2 separate regions of the Homo sapiens genome follow, and region 2 is linked to region 1. A link is a contact called in ENCODE Hi-C or POLR2A ChIA-PET data. All regions are on one chromosome and are shown on one strand. Each heading gives the region's core, a stretch centred on a gene start or an enhancer-like site at or near the end of the contact. The rest is flanking DNA. Distances are from core to core; before and after follow the strand shown.

The links. Hi-C counts contacts between places; a loop is a spot of excess contacts on that map. ChIA-PET counts read pairs that join two places held with the same protein, here RNA polymerase II (POLR2A). Pooled maps may share reads with other maps.
Region 2: a map of naive thymus-derived CD4-positive, alpha-beta T cell shows a loop between it and region 1 (11-fold over the local background). The contact joins two enhancer-like sites. A Hi-C loop is called at or near these places in 3 of 168 maps with a recorded cell type or tissue (CD4-positive, alpha-beta memory T cell and naive thymus-derived CD4-positive, alpha-beta T cell) and 8 of 50 pooled maps. POLR2A ChIA-PET finds 5 or more read pairs at or near these places in 2 of 52 experiments (MCF 10A and activated naive CD4-positive, alpha-beta T cell).

The regions. Positions count from the first base shown.
Region 1 is chr5:96,343,258-96,346,592 of GRCh38, forward strand. The region is part of intron 3 of LOC101929710 (a long non-coding RNA gene); the gene reads left to right. It overlaps LOC107986365 (a long non-coding RNA gene), which reads left to right. Exons shown (of 2, transcript XR_001742457.1): 2 at 258-1,092. It also overlaps a transcript of CAST not described here. Among named protein-coding and RNA genes, the nearest start is that of PCSK1, 88 kb to the right of the region's middle. Within about 2 kb of position 1,519, at least 2 of the 41 ENCODE cell types and tissues checked have a DNase peak (open chromatin) inside an H3K27ac peak, as active enhancers do.
Region 2 is chr5:96,536,063-96,539,397 of GRCh38, forward strand. All of the region lies in intron 4 of LOC101929710 (a long non-coding RNA gene), which reads left to right. It also overlaps a transcript of CAST not described here. Among named protein-coding and RNA genes, the nearest start is that of PCSK1, 100 kb to the left of the region's middle. Within about 2 kb of position 1,534, at least 5 of the 41 ENCODE cell types and tissues checked have a DNase peak (open chromatin) inside an H3K27ac peak, as active enhancers do.

The DNA.
Region 1 (3,335 bases), core at 269-2,768:
TTTCCAAATGGATCTCACAATACTGGCACCTAGCCAAAATAAATTCTTTAACCAAAGATAGGAAAATGAGAAAGTAGGACAACTTATTGATTTTTTAATAAAATGATGTTAAATGTTTTCAGTTTAAAGTTCTGTTCTATTTTCTGAAATTAAGGTGCTTGCTACCTTTTTAGGGGGTTGAGAGGAGTTTAGTTTGAAAATAATGATGTTAATATTAACATGCTTTTCTTTTTTCATTTCTACATTGCCTTTGAAAGCAACAGCTATGTGCTTTACAGGGCTTGCCTAAGGAGGCTACCTGTAAGGAGAAGAAGCTGAGTTTCATTTTGCTACTGAGAAACACACAAAGGATTGCCTTTAACTTCCTAAGCATTGCAACTGAAAGCAGAAGAAATTGCCAGATCCCTGCTGATTTATGAAATGCATTTCAAAGCCACAGAACTACCATTTTAGGCATTGCAGCACAATTTAATTGGCATTATTTTTCTTACTGGTCCAGAAAATAATGGTGTGATTTACAAATGTTGATGTCTTCAATTTGATCAAACACTGTATTTAAAATTGTATACCTCTTCCTGCTGATCTACTTTATCCTGCTCTACTGCACTATATGATTCACTAATTAACTCTAAATTTACCATCAGTCTCCTTCAGCTGGAAGATGAGCTCCTTGAAGGCAAGCATCTTTGTTTATTCATCGTAGGGTCTAGATAAACCAATGTTTAATACATAATTGTTGAATGAATTAATGACTGAAGGAATTGGATCGTAACCCCTACTTGAATGTAATTTTACACTTACCCTTGTGACCTTGATAGAACTAATAGTCCTGCCTTTGTCAGGCTGGCAGCTTTATGTCAAATCTACATTTTGGGTGTGTAGGAAGACTGGCCAAGGGACAATATCAAAGGCTAGTACCGCAAGCCCTAAAGCAATAGTGAAGAGTGACATAGTTTCTAGTGATGAGTCTGTATGTATAGGAGGGAAGTGGGCATTGGGATGAGGAAGGAATCAAGGATTATTCTCTTATAGCCATGGATATATTCAAATGTGTGGAATGAATGGATGAGTAAATGCAACATTTGACAATTTCTCCAAATATGGTTTTTTTTCTCATGTACTAATGGTTATATTTTTTAAGTGGTAATCTCATTACCTCTCCAAGACCAAGCAAGACATCAATCAAATTGTGTGAGAAGCAAATTCACACATTAACTTAACCATGAAAGCAAGCAGTGGCTCATGTGCCATGAAAAGAATTCAGATTCAAAGGAATGCGAATCAGGTAGCAGGCTGAGTAAATATTCTCACAATCAGACTATTCTCACAATCAGACCTTGACCTAGTGAGAAATTAAACATACTCTACTTTTCCTTTAGTCTTCATTTATTTTTGCTTAAGTTTGTGGGGGATATGCTGGCTTAATTTGCATCTGATGATTGTATTTCTTCTTGGGAGAAATGGAACAAGTGACTAATACCTACCAGGTGGATGGCAGGTAGGCAGAGGTGAATGGAAGCAGAGCCAACACATTTTCTGTGCCAAGTACAATTCCCCAGGCTGAATTATATTTCAAATTTGTTTGCATTGGTTCTTTCATTATTGCTTACACAAATAGAGCTGAAAAACCACATGGTTAAGTACAGAATACCGTGATATAATGACTTGTAGACACAAGGGGTCAGCATTTGAACACAGATGATTTGGTCGAAGTCTTGCCTTGTTCCCTTCTGCTGCTCTACTCTGGCTTGATGTGCTTATGTGTATGAGGGTAGATATGGAAATGAAATTCAATTTGTATTTTGCACATCGCTTTCTTTTCCAGTTTAGAATTTTGAGATCTCCCTTTTATATTTAATCAGTCTGTTATTGTCATGGGAGATGATATCTAACAAGGAGTCTTACCAGTCTCACTGGCCCCAATGGTTTCAGCAAACTTCAGTGACCTCCAGATATACGCTAATTTTTCTCTTCCCAAAAGAGCTTCTTAACCTAATCTACTCTTTTTTGAAGAGTCTTAACCTAACCTACTCTTTTTTGAAGAGTCCCTAATCTATGCTTGCTTAATACATGTGTTGGATGATACACTATTTTACTGATACAAATCTACCAGAAACAGGAGATTTGTGGTTGGAGAGATTGTATCTTGATTCTGAGCTTATTCTGAGCTTTCGACTTAGCATTGGGCTCCATTATAATTGCTCTGTCTTTGATCTGTCCTTTCACTTTCTACGTCTAACTCAGTGCAAATGCATGCTACAGTATCTCTTAAGAAACACTATATTATTCCCATAATTAAAAATTATTACAGTAAAATTCACTTTTTTGGGTGTACAGTTCCTTAGCTGGGTATCACTGGCTCAGGGTCTCATGAAGCTGTAATTGAGATGTCAGCCAGAGCTGCTCTCCCATCTGAAGGCTTAACTGAGGGAGAATCCACATTTGCTCATGTGGCTATGGGTGGGATTCAGTTCCTCAGGGACTGTTGGACTAGGGACTTCAGTTCCCTGCTGGCTGTTGCTGGAGGCTTCCCTCAGTTCCTTGTCATATCTCCATAGGGCAGAGTGACCCAGATGACACAGCTTGTTTCCACACAGGTGAGAAAGTGAGAGACTGAGAGAAAGATGAAAGTCAGGGTGTTTTTGTAACCCATGTAAAAGTGACATCCCATCATGTTTACTGTATTCTATTTATTGGAAGCAAAAGTAGGGAGGATTACACAACAGTGTGAACATCAGAAGGCAGGGATCACTGGGGACCATTTTAGAGGTTGCCACCATAAAGGCTGTCACAATGATCCAATTGAGAAATGATGGAGTTTGCATTTGGGTGGTGCCAGTAGGCTAACATCCTCCGATTGCAAAATATGAGTGACATTTAGAAGAATAAAATTGCTAAAACATGATGGTTGATTGGCTATGGTAGATAAAGGAATAAAAAATTTTGAAGAAGACTCCAGATTTCGGGCTTGAGCTCCTGAGTAGATGGCAGTACTATTCACTTATAATGATATTCTGCAGGAAGGCAGAGATCGTGACTGCTGTTTCGGACATATTAGCTTGCAAGTACCTGTGAGGCATCTAATTTGAATATCAGGCAGGTGGTTAGATATTCAGATTTTGAGCTTATAAGAAAGTTGTGGATCAGATAATGGATTTGGCTTTTGTCACTGTAGAGATTGTAATTGAAGCCTGTCTTAGGTCCAGTTTCTAGGAGCACAAATTTCCCAAATAACAAGTGAGTCAGTAGGAATGAAGTGAACAGACTCTTTCTAGTTCTACCCCTTGACTCCTGGATTCGTATATTCTACCACTGGATACACAGTACCACATAAT
Region 2 (3,335 bases), core at 284-2,783, 190 kb after region 1:
AAAGGAGGAGGAGGGCTGGGTGCAGTGGCTCAGGCCTGTAATCCCAGCACTTTGGGAGGCCTAGGCGGGTGAATCACCTGAGGTCAGGAGTTCAAGACTAGCCTGCCCAACATGATGAAATCCCATCTCTGCTAAAAATACAAAAAATTAGCCAGGCGTGGTGAGAGACGCCTGTAATCCCAGTTACTAGGGAGGCTGAAGCAGGAGAATCACTTGAACCTGAGAGGTGGAGGTTACGGTGAGCCGAGATCGTGCCACTGTACTCCAGCCTGGGCGACAAGAGCAAAACTCCGTCTCCAAAAGAAAATAAAAGGAGGAGGACAGTGGAACAACAGTATCCAAAGGCAGTGAGATGTTGAATAGATGAAGTTGTAGACATGCCTGGTGTATTTGCGACATGGAGATCAATGATGTCTTTGACAAGAAAATTTTACTGGAGTGATGGTGATGCAAGTTGGTCTGTAGAGGATTAATAGGCGCATAGAAGTAAGGAAGGAGAGGTAATTATAGAAGTGGAAAAGAGTAAGGTACAGGTATGGCAGTTGAAGAAAATCCATGGATTTCCAGAGTGATGATACATTTTTCTTTCTCTATATTCATCACATTTCTCAAGTAAATCTTTTTTGAGCTGTCCTATTAAATCTGTGCATTATGACAGCTTGGAAATTCTAATCATAATTTGGGATAATACCATGAGAAATGCTCCCCTCCCAAATAATTGAGTAGGTAATGGTCTGACATTTTGATGGAGGGATATTTGTAACAGTATAAATTTTTTTTATAGAAAGAAGGAAGCAAGTAAGAATATAACGTGTGATTTAAATCAGATATGGGGCAGGCATGGGAACTTCTGATCTCATTTCCACTGATAAAAGTTATTAAGCCAAGCTATCTTCTCCTATGAGCACCCAGAACTCTAATTCTCTTATAATTTGAATCTACCCAGTGCTCAAATTAAGCACTTAATTATGTATGGTCTTGGAGAAATACAAATACGACTAAAATATGGAGGCTGCTTCTAAAGAAAAGAAGCTTTCAATACAGTGGCTGGAATATTTGAACTTCCCTGACTGCCTGCTGCCTTGTTGGCTTCATGCCAGACTGAAGCCCACCCTTGCTGAGCTCTGTCCCATATCCTCTTCACCCAACTCAGTTACCATCCTTCACTTCGCCCAAAAGCTACTCTTACTCACAACTCTATTTGAACTGGATTCTTTACCAAAAGATATAAAACCAGTCTGCCTGTTTTCAGCAGATTTTATTAAAATGTCTGAACACATTTTACTAAAGTTGAAGCAATAGACTACCCCTCCTGCCCCCATTTAAGCTTTCCAAGTACTCTCTGTTCCCCTTCAGTTGTGCTATGATTTGAAAAACCATCTAATTTGTATTGCTGGAGTCACATACGTGTATGATGAGCCATTGATGGCCTTGAGATGAGAACTTTTTATTAAAACACTTCAGTTACTATACTTCTGTGAGCAACACAGGAAGAGAAAAAAAAAACTTATCTTTTCAACTCCCATGGCAACTGACTCATCATTTCCTCTCCAAAGAGGTTAACCTCATCTCATTTCACTGTTCTCCATGTCACTATAGACTCTGCCATCTTTGAAGCGGCAGAAAAACAAAGGGTGGATAACTTTCTCTTCCTTTGTTTTAGAAGTGCTGCTTCCAGGAGTAATCTGATTGTCACTCGGTCACTTGGGCCATGGTTCTTTTTTCCCAAGACCAGTCTCAGCACATTTTCCCCATCAAAACTGTAGATACCTAATTTTTATATTTGCTAATGTTTTTGAGGGGGGGAGCAAAATTATATTGTATATCATGTAGCAAAAGCATCCTTTATATCCATATTGATCCTGTCAACTCCTCCCCTAAAATATCTCCCTGCAGTAGCTTTCATGCTTTCAGCCCTCTCTTTCACTTGGCCTCATTCTTCTCCACCTCTCTAGTAGGCAGGCTCTATCTGTTTTCTCTCCCACCCCTCTGAAAACCCCAGTCAGAGCATGCAATCTACACACAAGGCAAAGACTGGTTAAACAGCCAGCAAAAGAAAAACTGTTTGTTAGACAAACCAGGTCACCTGGTGTCCTTCAAGCCTTCCCGCGAGTAGCTTCCTTTCAAACCTCCACATAGGTTATCAAGAGCAGTGTCAAGTTCTAGGGATGGGCTCTTTAAAGGGATACAATTACCAGTTAATTTGAAGCATCTAGGAAAGGAGGTGAGTGAATAGTAATTGATAGAGGTATGAAACTACGTAGCAATATGTGGATATGATCCTTATATCATACCTATCTGAAAGTAAAAGAATTTTGCTTTTCTCATATTTATCTGTTAGAAAAGATAAGGTTTGGAAAGCCTTTTGGAAATCAACTTGCTTTGGACATCACTGAAAAGCATGCAGATTAAAAACAACAAACACTAGGCTAGCAAAGTAAATGACCAATTACCTAAAAGCATTTGAAGATGTTATTAAACTTTGGAACATCTCTTGAATTTCTGAATTGATAATATAGTCAGAATTAATGTGCAGATTTGGAGATGTTCAAGTAGTTAAAAATGGTCCTGGACTAACCTCAATCTTGTTTTGCAACATCTGTTTTTTTAAATTAAAAAAAAAACAGAAAATGTAACATTGAAACACTGTCTCTTCACTCATACATAAGACCCCCCCACACACACACCGCTCCCTCAGAAATGAAATGAGCTTTGGGATACTGTCTCTGTATCACATCATAAGACATAGAAATATCAAGTTACTCTAATTTGCAGTTTGGGGTTTAAAAAAAATCTCAGGAAGTGAAGATCAAAAATCAATATCAAATGACTCAGAGAGGTATTCTGCTGCTATCAGGTCACCCAAAGAGGAAGCACTTCATATTTGGTCAATATGGTAGCAGCATATCACTCTGAATTGTATAGGAAATAGACCACAGAACTTTCATTATAAAGATCTTGCTAAATCAATGACTAACATTTGCAGTTAAAACAAATCCAGACTATTCTCTCTTATTTGTATTTTCTCATAAAAGTATGTATGAAGACAATCACAGCAAATGTCAAAATATCACCATTTTTTAAGATTCAGCAGAACTGACTCATAGTGTTCAAAGTTCAGGGATATAGTGAGTTGTTGAGAAAAACCGAAAAACTTAAGAGTCAAAGTCTTGAAACAACACACTTAGAGCCTATTCTAATGGGTAATGCAAACTTTATATCATGCCAATTGTTTGAAGTGGCAGCTTTTATTCTGTTATTAAGTGCATAAATATTTAGAATTGCATGTCTTCTTAGTTAATTGACATTTTATTATTTTGTGAAGTGACAGTTTT